5 separate regions of the Homo sapiens genome follow, and regions 2, 3, 4 and 5 are each linked to region 1. A link is an interaction called in ENCODE POLR2A ChIA-PET data of the cell type or tissue named here. Cell type or tissue: PC-9. All regions are shown on one strand. Region 1 overlaps FLNA (filamin A). Region 2 holds the start of RENBP (renin binding protein). Region 3 overlaps G6PD (glucose-6-phosphate dehydrogenase). Region 4 has its middle 11 kb from the start of FAM3A. Region 5 holds the start of SLC10A3 (solute carrier family 10 member 3).

Evidence for each region. ChIA-PET counts read pairs that join two places held together with the same protein. Peaks named below come from ENCODE experiments on the same cell type or tissue, not always from the same donor. Only the 100,000 strongest peaks of a DNase experiment are listed, where the experiment ranks them.
Region 2: POLR2A ChIA-PET joins it to region 1 with 11 read pairs; 4 of 35 experiments call an interaction of 5 or more read pairs at or near these places.
Region 3: POLR2A ChIA-PET joins it to region 1 with 12 read pairs; 19 of 35 experiments call an interaction of 5 or more read pairs at or near these places.
Region 4: POLR2A ChIA-PET joins it to region 1 with 27 read pairs; 16 of 35 experiments call an interaction of 5 or more read pairs at or near these places.
Region 5: POLR2A ChIA-PET joins it to region 1 with 14 read pairs; 16 of 35 experiments call an interaction of 5 or more read pairs at or near these places.

What each region holds. Positions count from the first base shown.
Region 1 is chrX:154,367,152-154,371,151 of GRCh38, reverse strand. FLNA (filamin A) reads left to right here. Exons shown (of 48, transcript NM_001110556.2): 2 at 1-279; 3 at 3,062-3,310; 4 at 3,414-3,511; 5 at 3,608-3,755. Among named protein-coding and RNA genes, the nearest start is that of FLNA, 5.5 kb to the left of the region's middle. RefSeq lists enhancers at 1-137, 1,720-2,245, 2,167-2,306, 2,246-2,773 and silencers at 407-706, 1,647-1,726. In PC-9, no CTCF peak of the experiment used is centred here; DNase peaks (open chromatin) are centred at 1,501 and 2,071; H3K4me3 peaks cover 2,379 bases; H3K27ac peaks cover 1,918 bases.
Region 2 is chrX:153,943,117-153,947,116 of GRCh38, reverse strand. It overlaps RENBP (renin binding protein), which reads left to right and starts at 2,474. Exons shown (of 11, transcript NM_002910.6): 1 at 2,474-2,533; 2 at 2,699-2,808; 3 at 2,962-3,037; 4 at 3,147-3,222; 5 at 3,399-3,571. The coding sequence starts at 2,507. RefSeq lists a silencer at 2,232-2,291 and enhancers at 1,559-2,322, 2,502-2,631. In PC-9, no CTCF peak of the experiment used is centred here; no DNase peak of the experiment used is centred here.
Region 3 is chrX:154,539,077-154,543,076 of GRCh38, reverse strand. All of the region lies in intron 2 of G6PD (glucose-6-phosphate dehydrogenase), which reads left to right. It also overlaps a transcript of IKBKG not described here. Among named protein-coding and RNA genes, the nearest start is that of G6PD, 5.8 kb to the left of the region's middle. RefSeq lists enhancers at 1-341, 212-471, 344-1,543. In PC-9, no CTCF peak of the experiment used is centred here; DNase peaks (open chromatin) are centred at 86, 466, 976 and 1,786; H3K4me3 peaks cover 2,374 bases; H3K27ac peaks cover 3,900 bases.
Region 4 is chrX:154,525,136-154,529,135 of GRCh38, reverse strand. No RefSeq gene overlaps it. Among named protein-coding and RNA genes, the nearest start is that of FAM3A, 11 kb to the right of the region's middle. RefSeq lists an enhancer at 2,143-2,292. In PC-9, CTCF peaks have their summits at 1,667 and 1,866; DNase peaks (open chromatin) are centred at 1,575, 1,825 and 3,335; H3K27ac peaks cover 1,042 bases.
Region 5 is chrX:154,488,969-154,492,968 of GRCh38, reverse strand. It overlaps SLC10A3 (solute carrier family 10 member 3), which reads left to right and starts at 2,340. Exons shown (of 2, transcript NM_019848.5): 1 at 2,340-2,662; 2 at 3,887-4,000. RefSeq lists a silencer at 2,108-2,617. In PC-9, no CTCF peak of the experiment used is centred here; a DNase peak (open chromatin) is centred at 2,168; H3K4me3 peaks cover 2,114 bases; H3K27ac peaks cover 693 bases.

The sequences.
Region 1 (4,000 bases):
AGAAGGACCTGGCGGAGGACGCGCCGTGGAAGAAGATCCAGCAGAACACTTTCACGCGCTGGTGCAACGAGCACCTGAAGTGCGTGAGCAAGCGCATCGCCAACCTGCAGACGGACCTGAGCGACGGGCTGCGGCTTATCGCGCTGTTGGAGGTGCTCAGCCAGAAGAAGATGCACCGCAAGCACAACCAGCGGCCCACTTTCCGCCAAATGCAGCTTGAGAACGTGTCGGTGGCGCTCGAGTTCCTGGACCGCGAGAGCATCAAACTGGTGTCCATCGGTGAGGGACGCCCCGAAGCGCCGGGCGGGCGGGGGCGGGGACTCCGTGCGTCCTTCCATCTCCCCGGGCGGACCCCTCCAAACCACCCCCTTCCGGGCCGCAGCGCAACTCCCGAGGCCTCCGGCTGCTCTGCTCCACGCGGGCCTGCAGAACAAAGGCGCGCGGGCTGGCTGGCTGGCCGGCCGGGCGTGCGAACCGCTACGCGCCCCCGCCCGCTGCGCCCCGGCTGGCCGGCGCCCAGGCTGAACTCACATCCTCCGCAGGCCGCGCCTCCGCGGCTGTGCTCGCGGTGGGAGTGGGCCTGGGGGGTCGGGCACTGGGCAGGCTCCTGGCCCTGCGCCCCGTCCCCGAGGAGGAGGAGGCCCGGGCTCTCCCCCCACAGCTGTTTAGAGAGGGCCCTCTGGCCTTCAGAGGCCCGTTGGTTCTGAAGTGTGGGTTGGAGCTCGTGCGTCCCATTGTCTGGGGCTCTGGGCTCTTTGTGTCCCTGGAGGATGGGTCGCCCATCGGAGATGGCTCCAACCACCAGTTTAGATCTACCCCCCCACACACACACAGGCAACCTGGGGGCCAGAAAGAAGCATAGTTAGCAAAACTGCACCCGGGGTGAGTTGGGCGTGGTTGACTGAGAGACCTGGCTTGTAGACTACTTGGACGCCAACTTTTCTCTTCATCTTGGGCCAAACTCTTGCTTCCATGTAGGCCTTGCTTTTCTGCGTGTAGCACGCAGGAGTTGGTTGGTAGATGCTCCAGCGTGCATTGTGCCAGCCCAGTGTCTGTGTCACTGGACTGGAGAGGCTGGCATTGACCAGGCCTGCTGCAGCAGCCCAATTCGTTCTCAAGATAGGGGCTGCATGAGAGGGCAGGCCCCAGAATGGGTGACTCGGGGGTGATGTGGAACAGGGAGAGGAGAGGGATGATGAGTCTTCTCTTCTTCAGAATTGAGAGGCCTTCCAGTTACCCTGCAGCCCTGGAATGGCCCTTGCTGAACCCAAGAAAGTGAGGGACCAAGACTTGGGTTCCCCCAGCCACTCAGAGGGCAGATCCCAAGAACCAAAGTTCTTTCTTTGGAATGCCAGTTGAGGCGAGGGGCAGGCCCACCCCCACAAGTCCCAGCCTCAGTCTAGCCAAGCTGAGTCATCTCAGTCCTGGATGGTAGGGGGGGCGACCGGATGTGGGGAGGCGGGCCACACCCCAGCTCTTTAGGGGGGGTCTCCTCCCTCCTCCCAGCTCCCCTCCTCCTTGTGAGCTGGCTGGAGCAGGCCTAGTTCCCAGAGCTTTGCCATATAAGGCAAAAAAATGTTGGAAAGCAGCAGTGATTAGGGGAGGGAGGGGTTGGCTGGCCCAGGGGCTGGGGAAAGGGGGGTGGGATGGGGCGGGGCCATCCAGCCAGACAGTCTCCCAGCCCTGGGCCCTGGTCCTTCCCTCTCTCTTTTGGGAGGGGGATGGGGACGGAGTAGGCTGGCCTAACATGGACCTGGTGGGCCTGGTTGCTCCCCGTGTGGGGGTCGTTGAGGGGTCTGAGGCTGGACTGGGGTGGGGGCCTGATGGGAAGCCCTGGCTGGCCTTGTTCCCTGGCCCTGCACCCTTGGTCCTCTCCGAGTCCCCCTCCCTGCTGCCATTTGGGGAGAGTGAAAGGCAGCCTCGTGGGGCCAGGACCAACCTGGGAACTGGGGAGGCCACTCTGAGCGGCTCACCTGGCCCTCCAGGTGCTGCCTGCTGGGCTGGGAAGCAGCTGCCATGGACAGCCCAGCCCCTCCTCATAGGCCCGCCCCCTAGTTGACTCACCAGAGAAGTATTTTGTCTGATTATGGGGGAGGCTGACAGGGCTTCTAAAGATGAGCCATCCTGCCTTGAGCCTGAGACCCAGAAGTAGCCTTGGGTGGGGCCCAGAGCCCAGCAGGGTTGCCATGGTGATGGGGGGTGTCAGGGACCCGCCCTAACCACTTCCCCTGTGGCGAGCCTGCCGAGGCCCAGAGGCCCGTTAGGTGGCAAGTGGGTCAGGCAGTGGGTGGCAAGGGGGTTCCCAGTGTCTCCTGCTGCCACCCCGGCATCTCCCGATGGGCCCCAGTGAGTCAGGGCCATGTGGCCCAACTGCTGGTTCCTTTGGGCTCTGGGCCCCTCCCCTGGCTAGGCCTGTGGCCTCCCAACTCCAAGCTTGAGTCTTCGAGGTGGTAGAGGAAGTGGGGGTGGTGGCGGGGGTCACAATCCCTCACCCAAAGGGCGTTTGCCCAACTCCCCCACTTCCCCTGCCTCACCCCACCCACCCTGGAACAACAGTTGTATTTCCCAACCACCCAGGGCCACCCACCTTCCTCTTCCTCAGCCCCAGCCCCACTCCAGGTCATGGGCCCTGGATTCTGGGCCAGCTGGAGTCAGCCTCCTCCTCCTGGTTCCCCATAGGCCCCTGAGGTGTGTGGCGGACCCCTGCTCTGGCAGCTGTGGACACTGTCCAGCTGTTCTCCAGAGCTGCCCATCTGCAGGCTGGGTCTGCCCTCTGCCCTTCCTCTGGGCCCAGGGCTTCTGGCAGTAATCATACCCTGCTGGCATCGTGTGTGTGTGTCTGTGTGTATCTGCCCTCACCCCAAAGTCTCCTTCACCTCTGAACACCCCCTGGGACCCTGGGCAGAGAGGGCCTCATCCACATCCTACCACTGGCCAAGAGGGGGTGTCTACCTCCTCCTTGGCCCCTGCTACCCCGTGCTGCCAGACCCTGACCCCAAAGCCTGGGATCGGCCCCTCCCGCACAGCCGTGTGCCCAGCGTGGCCACTCTTCTACTCACAGACAGCAAGGCCATCGTGGACGGGAACCTGAAGCTGATCCTGGGCCTCATCTGGACCCTGATCCTGCACTACTCCATCTCCATGCCCATGTGGGACGAGGAGGAGGATGAGGAGGCCAAGAAGCAGACCCCCAAGCAGAGGCTCCTGGGCTGGATCCAGAACAAGCTGCCGCAGCTGCCCATCACCAACTTCAGCCGGGACTGGCAGAGCGGCCGGGCCCTGGGCGCCCTGGTGGACAGCTGTGCCCCGGGTGAGGGGGCGCAGAGGCAGGAGAGACTGGGCTGGGGTCACCCATGGGTGGCCCTTGAGGGGGTTCTGCGGCCCCCAGACTCACAGCCTCCCTTGCGCCACAGGCCTGTGTCCTGACTGGGACTCTTGGGACGCCAGCAAGCCCGTTACCAATGCGCGAGAGGCCATGCAGCAGGCGGATGACTGGCTGGGCATCCCCCAGGTACACCCGCCCGGCCTGGCTACAGCTGTAGGGGACCGGATCGGCAGTTGGGAGAGACTCGGAGGCCCGATGGCTCCTGTTTTCTGCCTGTGACAGGTGATCACCCCCGAGGAGATTGTGGACCCCAACGTGGACGAGCACTCTGTCATGACCTACCTGTCCCAGTTCCCCAAGGCCAAGCTGAAGCCAGGGGCTCCCTTGCGGCCCAAACTGAACCCGAAGAAAGCCCGTGCCTACGGGCCAGGTGAGGGAGCCCCACCAGGGGTGCACCCGTGTGCCAACGTCTTCCCCATAAGACAGTGTCCCATCTAAACGTGGCGGTCCCCAGGGGTCTTGGGTTACATGGCGGCTAGGTGATCAAGCCACCCAAGAGTCAGACAAGAGTGGGTTTTTGGGACTAGTGAAAACGACAAGAGAATGCTAATAGGTTCCTCCAGTCACAGAAGCCTGCTGCGTGGGGTCCTCGGGGAGGTAGCATCCAGCGGTCTT
Region 2 (4,000 bases), 420 kb after region 1:
CCCCCAAGGGGAAGAAGCAAGAGCTTGTGATCCAGACTGACCACCTAGCAGCTGGGTCGGTAGGACAGCTGGGATCCCGTGGGCTGAATTTGTACCAGGAGGCCCAGAAAGCTCCGGGGCAAGGTGGCCGGAGCAGCACAGGCCTAGGCGGGTCTGAGGGGAGTGACACCCTGCTTCTGGGGCCTGGTGCTCCTGGCGCACCTGCATTCCCCGCCCCCTCCAAGCCCCTGCCGCCTGCCTTTGTTTCCCCTACACACCTCTACTGCCCAGCCTTCCTCTCAGAGCACCCAGGCACTCCGCTACCAGAAGCTCCTGGAGTAACCAAAGCCTCCGTGTCTCCACCTGTGGCATGGGTGTGTGTGCAAGGCCCTGTCGAATGCGACCTCTTCTGGGAAGCCTCTGTCCTGTGGGGTCTGCTGTGTCATGTGGGGGTGGGGGGAAGCAGACTGGCCAGGGCTTGACACCAGGAGCCATGGCTCTGTCTTACCCACCGCACCAACTGTGACCTGCCTTGGAGCCTAGCCTCGCAGAGGCCCAAGGAGAGGGGTGGGAAAGTGTCCTTCAGAGCAGAGCGGTAGGAGTCATGGCTGGGGCTGGTGGAGGCCAGGGGCCACATGGGGCTGGCCCCAGAACCGAGGGGCCTTGCGGATTTGCCATACCTTTGGCAAATGGCGTTGTGGGCGCTTCGCCTGGTGGGGGTGGTACAAGGCTTCTTCCTACCCCACTTCTGTAGCTGGCACCTGTGGGGCTACCCACCCTCCGCATTCCTTCAGCTCACTTGTCTCACCGCGGCTGCATCACACTCCACAAGGCAAGGGCCACATCAGTCATGCCTCTGGTGTTTATCTGAAAATACCGCGTTTCCGTCTGAGGGCACCACTCAGTCTGGGGAGGCAGGAGGGAGGCTGGACATGAATGTGAACATGACAGGCCTGTGAGCAGGGCAGGTAGATACAGCCCGGCTGGGCACAAAGCTCATCCCCTGAGCATGAGCCGAGGCCGAGGGTGGGTGGGAGCACACAGAGGATGCCTCCCCAGCTGCCAGGGCATCAGCCTCATTACCAAGCACCCCAAAGGGGAACTGTTTGGGGTTGGGTGGGTCAGCCTGCAGCAGGGACTGAGACAGCCACTGTGGCATCAAAGACCAGCAGTGCAGTACCCACGCCCAGAGGCTGGAACCCATTTTGTGCACTGTTGGCCTGGAAGGTAGGAACCACCTCAGCCCAGCTGCCTTGTAGCATCATCGGGTCAGTCATAGAGCTACAGACAGATCTGGGCAGCTGGAAAACAGGCCCAGAGAAGGGGGGTGTGGGCTGTTACCTGCAGTTACTGTCTGGCCTTAGAGCTGTGTCACTTGTGTAAAGAAGTCAGTGCCAAGGCCGAGCGCGGTGGCTCACACCTGTAATACCAACACTTTGGGAGGCCGAGGCAGGTGGATCACGAGGTCAAGAATTTGAGACCAGCCTGGCCAACATGGTGAAAAACCGTCTACTAAAAAAAAAAAAAAAAAAAAAAAAAAAATTAGCTAGGCATGGTGGCAGGCACCTGTAATCCCAGCTACTCCAGAGGCCGAGGCAGGAGAATTGCTTAAACCCGGGAAGCGGAGGTTATAGTGAGCCAAGATCATGCCACTGCACTCCAGCCTGGGCGACAGAGCAAGACCCCATCTTGGGAAAAAAAAAAAAAAAATTAGCGCCAATGGCTGCCCATTACTGACTGTTGAGGTAGTTGGTGACAAACTGATTCAAAAGAGAGGACTTGCTAGGCTGGGTGCGGTGGCTCACGCCTGTAATCCCAGCACTTTGGGAGGCTGACGCAGGAGGATCGCTTGAGCTTAGGAGTTCGAGACCAGCCTGGGCAACATTGCAAAACCCTGTCTCCACTAAAAATACAAAAATTAGCCAGGCATGGTGGCCCACACCTGTGGTCCCACCTACTCAGGAGGCTGAGGTGGGAGGATCGCTTGAGCCTGGCAGGTCAAGGCTGCAGTGAGCTGCCTGGGCGACAGGACACTGTCTCAAAAAACAAAGAAACAAACAACAACAACAACAACAAAAACAGAACTTGCCTCCTGTCTACCCTGTGTGGTGACAGGTCAGAGGGACCTCTGCATTCAGGCCCACTAGCTGTTCCCTGTCCTGCTGCACCCCTGCCCCACAGGCTTGGTAGGGCCAAGGCCCTCAGCCGCCCTGCCGGGGCCCCTGGTGTAGGGCGGGGTGGGTGGCAGCCCCGTTCCCCCTCATCCCAGACCCTCCGGCCATCCCAGCTTTTCCCACCAAGCAGGATCTTGAGACCAGAGCTCCCAGCAGGGGCCCTGGAGGGACTGGCCCATTCGAGTGGAGGGTCGCGGCAGGAACAAGTGCGGGGGTCGGGCTCAAAGCCCCGCCCCAGGCCCAGCGGAACCCTGAAGAGGAGGGGGAGGGTGAGCCGGGCGCGGCTGTGTCAGCTGAGTGACAGTCACGGGACCGCGACCAACTCTGTCTGGCTTCCTAGAGGAGCAGGAGGGATGAGCAAGGGTCTCCCAGCGCGACAGGCCAGTGGTGGGGTGCTTGGGGGGAGTGCTGTCTTGGAGGGTCCCGGGGATGGTGACGTCTGAAGCCCCGTGCAGAGGTGGGGAGATCCCTGAGGGCTGGTTCCCGAGGCTGGGGGGGCCTAGGTCCCATGTGGGGGCTGCGCCTTCAAGCCCCATTTCCCCTAGGACATGGAGAAAGAGCGAGAGACTCTGCAGGCCTGGAAGGAGCGCGTGGGGCAGGAGCTGGACCGCGTGGTGGCTTTCTGGATGGAGCACTCCCACGACCAGGAGCACGGGTACTCGGCGTGCTTCTGGAGTCCTCAGCAGGGTTTTTGCCCTTCCTGAGGCCCCTTCTCACTCTCAGGCACCTCACAGATTTGCTGGCCCCAGAGGGGCAGGAGGGGCTGGCAAGGCCCGTTCCAGACTTTGCTAACCCTGCCTTCCCACAGGGGCTTCTTCACGTGCCTTGGCCGCGAGGGGCGGGTGTATGATGACCTCAAGTATGTGTGGCTGCAGGGGAGGCAGGTATGGTGTTCCCAGCCTGGAAGCTCAGGCACACGGCCCATCGCCTCAAAGGTCTCCCCACCTCACCCCAGCCGGCCACTTAAGCCACTTTCCCTCCCGTACCCCGCAGGTATGGATGTATTGTCGCCTGTACCGCACTTTCGAGCGCTTCCGCCATGCTCAGCTTCTGGACGCAGCAAAAGCAGGTAGGTGCCCCCTTCCTGCCCATCTCCCAGTGACTCCGTCCATGTTTACTCAACAGGGCACATGTGCGGAGTTCCTAGAGGGATCTAGAAGCAGCGAAGGACTTGGGGAGGCTCAAGGGTGGTGTGTGCGGGGCGTCCTGGCCTTACCCCTGGCATGCCAACCCCCCAACCTCCAGGTGGTGAGTTCTTGCTGCGGTATGCCCGGGTGGCACCTCCTGGCAAGAAGTGTGCCTTTGTGCTGACTCGGGACGGCCGCCCGGTCAAGGTGCAGCGAACCATCTTCAGTGAGTGTTTCTACACCATGGCCATGAACGAGCTGTGGAGAGCCACAGGGGAAGTGCGGTACCAGGTGTGTGAGAGGAGGGTGCCCCTGAAGACCCCACCCTGCGACCCTGCCATGGCCACCTGATGCATTCCCACTCACTACGCAAGTCCCCTCCCATGGACCCATCTGTGGGCCAAGTCCCCTTCACCTCTGAACGCTCCCCTACCCCCACAGGGGCGCAGACGGAGAGGGCCCTATCCACGCCCTGCCCCCAACTGGGAAAAGGCCCTTCCCTCCTCCCTGGGCTCCCTGTGCTGCCAGACCCTGACCCCACAGCCTGGAAGGGGCTGCACCCCCAGACTGGGAGCAGAGTGGGGCGGATCTGACTGGCCCCTACTGGACGCTGGGTGCCAGGCCCCAAGTAGGCCCTGGATGAAGGTGTCTCTGGGTTCAGGAGAGGAATTGGCTCTCCCACCCCAGGGCCGTGTCCAGGGGGATGGCACAGGATGTAGC
Region 3 (4,000 bases), 170 kb before region 1:
TCTTCCACGCCTGATGCCTCACTCGGTGCGGGAGGTAGGCAGGGTGGCACTTGAGGGCACGTGATCCTAGAATCTGCTGTTCCAGGAAAGCAGCCCATTCTCCGTTCATTGAGCAGACAGCGATTGGGTACTTCTGGGCCACAGCAGCCAGTCCCTGCCCTCCTCATGGGACCTATGTGCTATTGCGGCCAGGGAACCACGGCAAGTAAGCAGACCAGCAAGAGTTCAGGCTGACGTGTGTTTCAGAAGATACACATGGGCCCTGTGTCCCCAGTCCCCCAAAGCGCATAGATCCCACAAAGAGGGCCGGGAGAGCACAAACACAGAAGGAAGAGCAAATGCCCGGAGCCCCGAGTTGGGAACAAGCTCAGCATGACCTAGAAACTGAAAGCAGGCAAGTGGCTGGCAGACCCACAGCCTGGGCAAGCAGGACACCCTGGGGCAGGCTGGACCCACGTGGCCTTCCTCTGTCCCTTCCTCCTCCCTGGCCAGCTTACCTCACACTTGCCCACACACCCAGCTTCCTTCCTGGGGGCCCTGATGGCACCTCAGAGTTACCAAGTGGGCCACTTCCTGCCTTCTCAGGACTCCCACCCCTACCAGAAAGGGAGCCGAGGTACTTACTGCCCCCTTCCAGAAAGCTCTGGCCTTGTAGACTAGTGTGCGCCTGGAACAGCATCTTTCCCCACCTGATGGGACCTCGATGATGCTGGAGAGCTTCACAGGGAGTGAGGGGAAGAGACTGGGATTGATAGTCTGCGGGGTCCTCACTTCTCTGGGCCTTAGTTTCCCCACCTGGATCACAAGGGCCATGGGCTTGATGGGCGTTCAGGACGCATCCCAATGATGGGCCTGTGGGAGGGATGACCCAGCGGCCCCCGCCTCCCCTTTCCTCAGAACATTTCTGGGCTGACTTCCCCATTGGTCTGATAAGATTCTTGCTGTGTCATGATGATGTTGGCACTCCCCCAAAGCCCCGGTGACTCATGAGCCCCCGGGTATAGCAGGGAGGCCCTTTTGTTGGTTTTTCAGCTGAACTAACTCAGCAGCCCCCAGGTTCTCTGGCCCCAGTGGCCAGGAACCAGCTGGGCCCCTGCCAAGGCCCAGGGCTCCACCCAGGGAGTCTGGGCAGGTCCTTAACCCCAGTGACCCTTGGGGATGGGATGGCCCACCCCCGCTGGCCCTCCAGCAGGCATCGTGCTCTACCATGAAACCCTCATGCCAAGACAAGGGCTGCAGCGATTTCGGTTTATAAAACAGACAGGTCATGGCCCAGGTCCCTTTGCCCTGGCCTAGCCAGATGTTGGTGGCTAGAGATCTTCATCATGCCCTGCTTCTACTAAGTCACCTTGTGTCCTTGGGCAGATCCCTCCCCTGCTGTGGTCCTCAGGAAAGAGGAGGGCGTGGGGAAGATGAGAAGCTCCCAACTGCTTTTCACTAAGGACCCCTTGAATTGCCCCCACCCACATGGCACGAGTAGACTCTTGACCAAGCTGTCAGGTTTCCCGATGTCTTCCCATGTTTGTTCCTCCAGAAAGTCCCACTAGAGCATCGCAGCCAGCTGGGAGGGCAGGGCTACCCCTGAGTCCTGAGGAGAGCAGCTCAGTCCGGCTCAGCTCAGCTTAGCTCCCTGTCACCATGGGAGAGAGCGGCCTGCCTTACCCCACCCCTACTGTCCGTCTTACCTCACCTCGCCTCTCAGGTGACTTGGAGCCCAGCAGACGGTCGGTCGGTTGCAGGGCCTGAGCTGAAACAAGGTGAGCCGGTTCAATCTCTAGTTAATCCCAAAGGGAGCAGCAGGAACAAACGGCCTGGAGCGTGGGGTTGCTGTGACTCAGCAGACCAGTCCCCTGCCACCAGTACCTTTCTGGAGTCTGTCCCGATGCCTCCCAGTCTTCCGGAATTTGGTCATGAGCAAACATGACCTGCTTTGAGTGAGGCTTAGAGGTATTTGCAGGCTGTGGTTCTTTCCGTTTATTTCAGGGTCCAGTTAGTTCCCAGTAAGCTGACCCTTTCTGTGTGGGGCCAGCCGTGAGTTGATGTGACATGGGCAACGTTCCCCTCCCCAGCCCCACTGATGGCAGGTGCTGTGAGGAGCTGAGTAGAGGAGCTCCTACCCCAGGGCGAGGGGTTGTCTGCTGGACTTTGAAGGGTGCAGCAGTGAGAGGTCCGTGTCGCTGTAGTCCTGGCACCGAGCTCACCTGAGGAGCATCAGAAGTGGAGCAGGGCCCCTGAAGAGCGCAAGCACACAAGGCACCCACACCATAGCAGTTGCCCTCCTGGAAGCCCTGTGGTGGCTTCCTAACTGCCTGGCTCTGGGTGAGGGCGTTTGACCTGGTGGCATGGCCCCCATTCTGTAATGGTTTGTAGAAATGGACCCATCCATGGTTGCAGTGCCTGATTGCTTCGAAGAGCATGTGTTTTTTTTTTTTTTTTTTCGTGACATGGAGTCTTGCTGTCACCCAGGCTGGAGTTTGGTGGCGCAATCTTGGCTCACTGCAACCTCCGTCTCCTGGATTCAAGTGATTCTCCTGCCTTAGCCTCCTGAGTAGCTGGGATTCCAGGTGCCTGCCACCACATCCAGCTAATTTTTGTTTTTTCTTTTTTTTGAGATGGAGTCTTGCTCTTTCACCAGGCTGGAGTACAGTGGCGCAATCTTGGCTCACTGCAATCTCCACCTGCGAGGTTCAAGCAATTCCCCTGCCTCAGCCTCCCGAGTAGCTGGGACTACAGGCGCGCACCACCACATCCAGCTAATTTTTTGTATTTTAGTAGAAACGGGGTCTCACCATGTTGGCCAGGATGGTCTCAATCTCCTGACCTCGTGATCCACCCACCTCAACCTCCCAAAGTGCTAGGATTACAGGCATGAGCCACCGCGCCTGGCCTGTATTTTTAGTAGAGACGGGGTTTCACCATGTTTGCCAGGCTGGTCTCGAACTCCTGACCTCAGGTGATCCACCCTCCTCAGCCTCCCAAAGTGCTGGGGTTACAGGCATGAGCCACCACGCCCAGACTATTAGTTTTTACCATGTTTTATTGAAATATATGTCATGGGCCGGCCACGGTGGCTCACGCCTGTAATGCCAGCACTTTGGGAGGCCACGGCAGGTGGATCACAAGGTCAGGAGTTTGAGGCCAGCCTGGCCAACATGGCGAAACCCCATCTCTAGTAAAAATACAAAAATTAGCCGGGCGTGGTGGCAGGTGCCTGGAGTCCCAGCTACTCAGGAGGCTGAGGCAGGAGAATGGCTTGAACCCAGGAGGTGGAGATTTCAGTGAGCCAAGATCACGCCACTGCACTCCAGCCTGGCCGACAGAGTGAGACTCCGTCTCAAAAAAAAAAAGAAATACATGTCATGAAGAACACAGATGGTGCAGGTCTAGCTTGTTGATGACTTTTCACAAACTCAGCACAGCCACAGAAACTGCTCCTAGATCAAGAAACAGAATATGCTCTGCACCCAGGAAGCCCCCTCACCTGGGGCTCTCACAGTCACTGGCCCTCAAAGGGTCATTTCTGACCCACTCCCCACCCTCCGCTCCATTGTTGGTTTTCTCGCCGTCTTTTGTTGGTGCGCAAATCTTAACTGTACAATTGGCTGTACACCCTCATCACAATAAAGGCCATCGTCATCTCCCCAGAAAGTTCCTGGGTACCCATTCCCAGCCAATCTGCCCTGCTCCAGGCAACCGCTGATCTGATTTCTGTCACAATGGGTTGCATCTCTGATGCTGAGATTTCCCAGTGTTGCTGAGTAGTATCCGTTGTATGAATGCACAGTTTGCCGGGTCACATGTTAATTCAAGTGTTTGACTTGTTTCCAGTTTGGGGCCGCTATGAACCAAGGCTGCTGTGACCATTCGTGTGCAGGTCTTTGTGTGGACTTGCACTTTCATTTCTCTTGGGGTGGAACGGCCAGGTCACAGGATAGGTGTGTGTTTCACTTGATCAGAGGGAGCACCCGCACCACCTCACAGCTCAACTTCAGCCATTTTC
Region 4 (4,000 bases), 160 kb before region 1:
AGTCTGGACTACACTGGCGTGATCTCGGCTCACTGCAACCTCCACCTCCTGGGTTCAAGTGATTCTCCTGCCTCAGCCTCTCAAGTAGCTGAGGCTACAGGTGTACGCCACCACGCCTGGCTAATTTTTGTATTTTTAGTAGAGACGGGGTTTCATCATGTTGGGCAGGTTGGTCTCGAACTCTTAACCTTAGGTGATCCCCCAGCCTTGGCGGCCCAAAGTGCTGGGATTACAGGCGTGAGCCACTGCACTCGGCCCCGCAATTTACCGGGTTTTTTGTTTGTTTTTGTTTTTGTTTTTTGAGACAGAGTGTGGCTCTGGCACTCAGGCTGGAGTGCAGTGGCACGATCTCTGCTCGCTGCAACCTCTACCTCCCAGGTTCAAGCAATTCTTCTGTCTCAGCATCCTGAGTAGCTGGTATTACAGGCGCCCGCTACCATGCCCAGCTAATTTTTATTTTTAGTAGAGATGGGGTTTCCCCATGCTGGCCAGGCTGATCTTGAACTCCCGTGATCCGCCCGCCTCAGCCTCCCAAAGTGCTGGGATTACAGGCATGGGCCACCGCACCTGGCCACAATTTACTCTTTTTTTTTTTCTTTTTTTCTTTTTTTTCTTTTTTTTTTTTTGAGACAGACTCTTGCTCTTTCGCCAGGCTGGCGTGCAGGAGTGCAGTGGCGTGATCTCAGTTCACTGCAACCTCCACCACCTGGGGTCAAGTGATTCTCCTGCCTCAGCCTCCCAAGTAGCTGGGACTACAGGCACCCGCCAGCACACACAGCTAATTTTTGTATTTTTAGTAGAGATGGGGTTTCACCATGTTGGTCAGGATGGTCTCTATCTCTTGACCCCGTGATCCACCCGCCTAGGCTTCTCAAAGTGCTGGGATTACAGGCATGGGCCACCGCACCTGGCCACAATTTACTCTTTTTTTTTTTCTTTTTTTCTTTTTCTTTTTTTTTTTTTTTGAGACAGACTCTTGCTCTTTCGCCAGGCTGGCGTGCAGGAGTGCAGTGGCGCGATCTCAGTTCACTGCAACCTCCACCACCTGGGGTCAAGTGATTCTCCTGCCTCAGCCTCCCAAGTAGCTGGGACTACAGGCACCCGCCAGCACACACAGCTAATTTTTGTATTTTTAGTAGAGATGGGGTTTCACCATGTTGGTCAGGATGGTCTCTATCTCTTGACCCCGTGATCCACCCGCCTAGGCTTCTCAAAGTGCTGGGATTACAGGCAAGAGCCACCGCACCCAGCCCACAATTTACTGTTAAGTGCACTCTACCTCGTGGGTCTTCAGAGGCCCTGGATTGGTGTCTCATCTCTCAAGGTTTCACCCCACGCGGGAGTGGGTAGGAGCTGGAAAGAGCCCCCCTGCCGGACCCCTGACACTCGCAGTGTACTCAGAGCTTTACCTCCCAGCCCAGACCTGCAAATTATTAAGCCGGAAGAGAATTTCAAACCTAGCCTGATCCCTTCACACTGAGTCCCAGGTGCCACAGCAGCACAGACCCAAATGCCTTAGCTTCCTTCTCTGCTGCCGGTGTCTGACATCACATCAATTTGCGTCCAGCAACCACTGAAGCCAGCAATGTGAGAAGCCCAGAGAGTACTTAAAACTCTCTCCAGCTCCTCTCCCTCCCTCCATCCGAACCTGGCCCACTGCCGGGTGGCTGAGCCAGAAAGGGATGGGAGTGGAGAAGGGGTCTTCAGGCTGAGCTGGGCGGGGGCGACTGTTGCATTGTCTGCTCTGCGAAGCAGAAAAGGAGAGGAGGGAGAGGCACAAATGGGGCGGGGCTGGCTTCGGGCCTTTATTTTCTAGGCTCACCACTGCCCTCTCCCTGTGAGAAGCAGTCGGAAGGGATTGTCCTTCCTGTACTGCAGGAGGAGAAGCTGAGAAACTCAGCTGTGAGACGTGATCAGACTAGTCCAGGACGACACCCAGACATACAGGCCAAAGCTGGGGTCCCTGAGAAGGCCTCTTGCCTCCTAGAGCTTCACTGCTCGCCTCCACTAGAACACTTCGAGGAAGCTTTGAGGGAACAAGAAGCAGACTGAATTCTGGCTTTCTGTAAGGACAGTGAGACTCTATGGCTGGACACAGTGTCTCACTCCTGTAATCCCAGCACTTTGGGCATTTTGCTTGAGCCCAAGAGTTCCAGACCAGCAGAGCAACATGATGAAACCCTGTTTCTACAATAATACAAAAATTAGCCGGGCATGTTGGCACATGCCTGTAGTCCTAGCTACTCAGGAGACTGAGGTGGGAGGTTCACTTGGGCCATGATCACACCATTGCACTCCAGCCTGGGCCACACAGCAAGACCCTGTCTCAAATATATATATAAATATATATATATATACACACACACACTCATACACACACACACACACACACACACATTTGCAAGGCCAAATTTTCAGAGAAAACTAGGACCCCATGATACAAATTAACCCCCAAGTTGCCTTTGCCCACCCAGGAACTTTTCCTTGACAGCCCTATAAAGCGAAGAGGACAGAAATCAAATCTTGAGGCCCCCAACTTGCTGCCCCATCATACTGAGAGGAAACCCAGAATTGCAACTGAGCCAGGGTGCAAATTCCCAGGGTTCAAATTCCCAGGGTTCAAATTCCCAGGGTTCAAGTTCCCAGGGTTCAAATTCCCAGGGTTGACCATGGAACCTTAAGCCTTTCACTTGGCTTAAGGGGTCCTGGATGGGCAGTTCCCCAATGCAGATGGTTCTGCCTGTCTGACAGAACCCAGAGCAAACCCTCTCAGGAGAGACTCCTTCCTCCTACAGGTACTTTTTAAAGCATGAGGGCAAGCACATCATCAGAGATAACCGGGCGCACCAGGAAACAACATTGCAAGAGAAACAATGAGCAATAGCGACAGATCGTGAGGTCTTCAGGCGCTGGAATTGTTAGCCAGACATAAAATAACCGTACTTAACCAGATCTAATGAAATAATAAGTCGTGGTGGGACAGCTGGGTGCAGTGGCTCATGCCTGTAATCCCAGCACTTTGGGAGGGATCAAGCAGACAGATTGCTTGAGCCCAGGGGTTCTAGGCCAGCCTGGGCAACATGGTGAGACCCCACGTCTACAAAAAATACAAAAACTAGCCAGGTGTGGTGACGAGTGCCTGTAGTCCCATCTACTCAGGAAGCTGAGATGGGAGGGTCGCTTGAGGCCAGGAAGTGGAGGTTGCAGTGAGCCAAGATCAAGCCACTGCACTCCAGCCTGGGCGACATAGTGAGACCCTGTCTCAAAAAAGGTAAAATGTGAGCTAGTAAGTTTAAAAGTAGATGGACTGGTTTAGTGGCAAATTACGCAACATCAAAGAGAGAATGCGGGAACCAAAAACTGGCTCAGAAGAATGTATTCAGAATACAACCCAGAAAGACAAGTTCAGGGAAGACACTAAAGACAGAGGAAGAAGCCGCAAGGAGAATGAGAAGGTGTTCCATACATTTAACTGATTTCACAGAAACAGAAGACAGCAAGTATGGCAGAAGCAAAACTTGAAGATATAATGATGGCTGGCTGGGCATGATGGTCGCTGGCCAGGCGTGGTGGCTCACACCTGTGATCCCAGCACTTTGGGAGGCCGAGGTGGCCGGATCACCTGAGGTCAGGAGTTCCAGACCAGCCTAGACAACATGGTGAAACCCCGTCTGTAATAAAAATACAAATATTAGCCAGGCATGGTGGCGCTTGCCTGTAATCCCAGCTGCGTGGGAGGCTGAAGCAGAATCACTTGAACCCGGGAGGCAGAGGTTGTAGTGAGCCTAGATTGTGCCACTGCACTCCAGCCTGGGCAAAAGAGCGAGACTCCGACTTAAAAAAAAAAAAATCTTTCAAGTATGATGGTGAAGTGCAAACAAAAGCAAAGAATTTGCCACCAACATTTTCTCACCAAAAAGTGTGTGCCTCAAGCAGAAGAAACCCAGTACTAGATGGAACAATCTGAGATGCAAGAAGGAATAACGAGCTAAAGAGGTCA
Region 5 (4,000 bases), 120 kb before region 1:
TCAGCCCCAGCATGTGCCTAGTCCAGCCCTTTCACCTGTCCTAGTCTAAATACTGTCTACTTCCATCAGGACCCTTCAACCCCATTTGAAAGGGACAGAACAACCTTTCCAGAACACCAAGTACAAACACACAAATCGCTTCTGCCTTAGTGATCCCTGGAGGCTAAACAATGGCTGAGAGCTATGGCTGCAAATGTTTTTGATCATCCACACATCAAACCCTTGTAACAACCCTCAGCATATGTATATTTGCTCATATTATACGCACATACTAACTTGAACTTTGTAAAACACACACAAAAATCAATTTTTTTTTTTTTGAGATGGGAGTCTCACTCTGTTGCCCAGGCTGGAGGAGAGTGGCGCGATCTCGGCTCACTGCAACCTCCCCCCACCCGGGGTTCAAGAGATTGTCCTGCCTCAGCCTCCCAAATAGCTGGGACTACAGGCGCCCACCACCACGCCCGGCTAATTTGTTTGTATTTTTAGTAGAGACGGGGTCTCACCGTGTTAGCCAGGATGGTCTCAATCTCCTGACCTCGTGATCCGCCCGCCTCGGCCTCCCAAAGTGCTAGGATTACAGGCATTAGCCACCGCACCCGGCCAAAAAAACTTTTTAAGCTGGGCATGGTGGCATGCTCCTGTAGTCCCAGCTACTTGGGATACTGAGGTGGGAAGATCGCTTGAGCCCAGGGGTTCGAGGCTGCAGTGATTATGATGGCACTACTGCATTCCAGCCTGGGTAACAGAGCGAGACCCTGTCTCTAAATAAATAAATAAAGTTTTAAAATAAATTTAAATGTCAATAAATTTATTAAAAGTATATTATTTGGCTGGGCACGGTGGCTCACACCTGTAATCCCAGCACTTAGGGAGGCTGAGGCGGGTGGATCGTTTGAGGTCACGAATTTGAGACCAGCCTGGCCAACATGGCAAACCCTGTCTCTACTAAAAAATATAAAAATTAGCCGGGTGGTAGTGGCGCACGCCTGTAATCCCAGCTACTCAGGAGGCTGAGGCAGGAGAATCGCTTGAATCCGGGAGGCGGAGGTTGCAGTCAGCCGAGCTTGTGCCACTGCACTCCAGCCTAGGCGACAGAGCGAGACCCTGTCTCAAAAATAAATAAATAAGTAATAAAAACAAATGTATATCATTCATTTGAAACATTAGAGACGTGGGTGGTTTTGTTCTGTTCTGTTTCCACATCTGCAACCATGCGTCTTGTGCACCTACCCGGGGCAAATACCTCCGACTCCATCACAGTCTTGACAAGAGGTTGAAGTGTGCAGATTGATTCCAGTTGCACCAATAAGCTTTGGGAACATATGATCCCCCCCCCCCCAACTCTGTACTGTCTTCTGTACTGCCTTCCGACCTTCTTTCTACACATTCCCATCATATTTTTCCCCAACTTTCTGCCTTCTTTCTCTTCCTTTACCACAAAGCCTCTGCACCTTGCTAGTGGCGCCAAAGTTTGGAAAAGCAGACAAGTCCACTTAATGTTCCACAGTATAGAAACTGGCCTACGCCGGGCGCAGTGGCTCACGCCTGTAATCCCAGAACTTTGCGAGGCCGAGGCGGGTGGCTCACGAGGTCAGGAGTTCGAGACCTACCTGGCCAACATGGTGAAACCCCGTCTCTACTAAAAATACAAAAATTAGCCGGGCGCGGGGGCGGACGCCTGTAATCTTAGCTACGCGGGAGGCTTAGAGAGGAGAATGGATTGAACCCGGGAGGCGGAGGTTGCAGGGAGGCGGAGGTTGCAGTGAGCCGAGATCGCGCCACTGCACTCCGGGCTGGGTGACAGAGCAAGACTCAGTCTCAGAAAATAAATACATAAAATAGAAATAGGCGCTCGGTCAATACTTGAACGAAAGGAGGAACTCCGCACAGAGCCTGGCGTCCAGGTCGGTCAAACTCAACCCTGGGGCCCCAGGGCTGGGCACCTTGAGCGGCAACGTGGCCAAAACCCTAACCCCGGGCACCCAGCCCTGCTAACGTCTAACCCTCTGTCCCATTGCCTTTAGAGGTCGCAGCGTAATCGGGAATGCCTGGGGCTCCCTCCCAGAGCGGGTCGCCCCAGCGATCACAACAGCTTCAGATGCGCTGCCAAGCGATTGGTCCAGGCAGCGCCAAGCGCCGACCAGCTCACCCGCACCGCGCCCGCGCCGGCGCGTCACTCCCAGAGACGTCACAACCGGTCGGAGCCCAGCGAGCAGCCGGAGTTGAGCTGGACGCTGAGGGGGGGGCGGGGCCCTGACGCGCGGGGCGGGGAAGGGAGGGGCTTCGGTGGGGCGGGGCCCTGACAGGCCGAGCTCGCGGGCGACTGCCGGCCAGGCAGACGCTGCAGCTAAGCTGCGCGGTGGCTGTGGCAGGTGAGAGCCTCCGGAAGGGAGGCGGCCTCTGGCCCCGACCCTGCTCCGCGATCGCCCACTCGGGCGCCCGGCCGGGCCTGGCAGGGAAGGGCCGCCGCCGCCGCCGCGCGTTTGCGAGGCCTGGCGGGGCCGCGGGGCCCAGGAATGGCGTAAGGGGCCCCCCCAGACTCCGAGACGGCCCGAGCGGGTCGCCGGCTGTGGGACGGCGGCGTGCCCTTCCTTTCCTCCCTCCCAGGTTCGCGCCCGAGCTCTGCTAGCCACCCGTCCGACAACTTCCGGACTCCCAGGTAGGGAGGAGCCCCTGTTAGCACTGCCAGTTACCCCGAACACTTGGCCGTTTTGGAAGGGCCGGGACTCCCTCCCCTGCCTTGTGGGTGCATCTGCTCAAACTCTGTCGGCCCCTCAAGCAGAAATGGTGTGGGATCTGGGCCAAACCCCTCTTGGAGTGACTCAGAGCCGCCAGCCCTACTGGAGGGATGGGGCATGGGGTGGATGGCCCCTAGCCTTTCCCTTCTGAGCTGGTTTGTATCACCCCGGTGGCTTCAGTCCTGGTGCCTTCATCTTAGCTCCTGTACTTTGCCTCTCCCACCCCACTGGTTTTCCTGCCTCCCTCTTCAGAGGTAAGACACATGGCTGGACCAAGGCCTCCAGGGTAAGTGACCCGAACTTCAAGCCAGCAGAGGCCATGTCATCCTAAGCTAGGGATAGGGGAGGCTCGCCGGGATGAGCCTTTGGCTTAACCTAACCTCTGCTCCCTACTTCTGCCTCACCCCAGTCTCAGATGACGGGAGGCCAATGCCAAAGACGGATAGGATCTATAGAGGCAGTCCTCTTCTAGGACTGGGACACAACAGTGCATGAGGCAACTGACAGGGGTGATGTAAAGCTGTTGTGTCTCCATCCTGGTTGCCCCAGTTCTAGCAGGTGATGTGACACTACGGTGGTCGCTGCCCAGATTGAGAAGTGGAAGGGGGTGTTGCTGGCCGCTAGAAACACTCATAATTCCACTGAGTTTGAGGCTCTGGTAGGGGCGCATGTGGGCATGGGAAGGAGCCCTGCACTCTGAGCACAGCCTCTCAGATGTAACGCAGTGGCTCTGGGAGGTCAAAGTCTCAGCCCAGTGGGAGCTCTGACAAAAGGAGGAGAAACCCCCCCAGTAGACATGTGGCTCTGTCTGATCCACTCCTGCCGCCCCTTCTGGCAACTTCCCTGGGGAGGGAGGACCTGCTTCCCAGCAGGACCTTCATCGAGTCACTGTAGGGGCAGGTAGAGTGGGCCAGGGAGCCACAGCTGAATGGCACTCAAGGGCCATCACTAGGCATTGCCTCTCCATTCCTGAGTGTGGGGCAAGGGTCCCTGCTGAGTTTTACTCTTAGCAGTGGGCTTCCAGATCCCCATGCTCCTGGGTTCTTGACTGCCTCCCTCTTCAGAGGTAAGACACATGGCTGGACCAAGGCCTCCAGGGTAAGTGACCCTCACCAGCTGCCTCTCTGTGTCCCTTACCTCCTCAGGGACAGCCCTGCCATCAAGGAAGACAGCACAGGACTGGGACCCACCCATGAACCCTTCTCAGGACAACCCAACAGCACCAGTGGGGATGTTCTCCTAAGCCGCAGAGGGCCTGG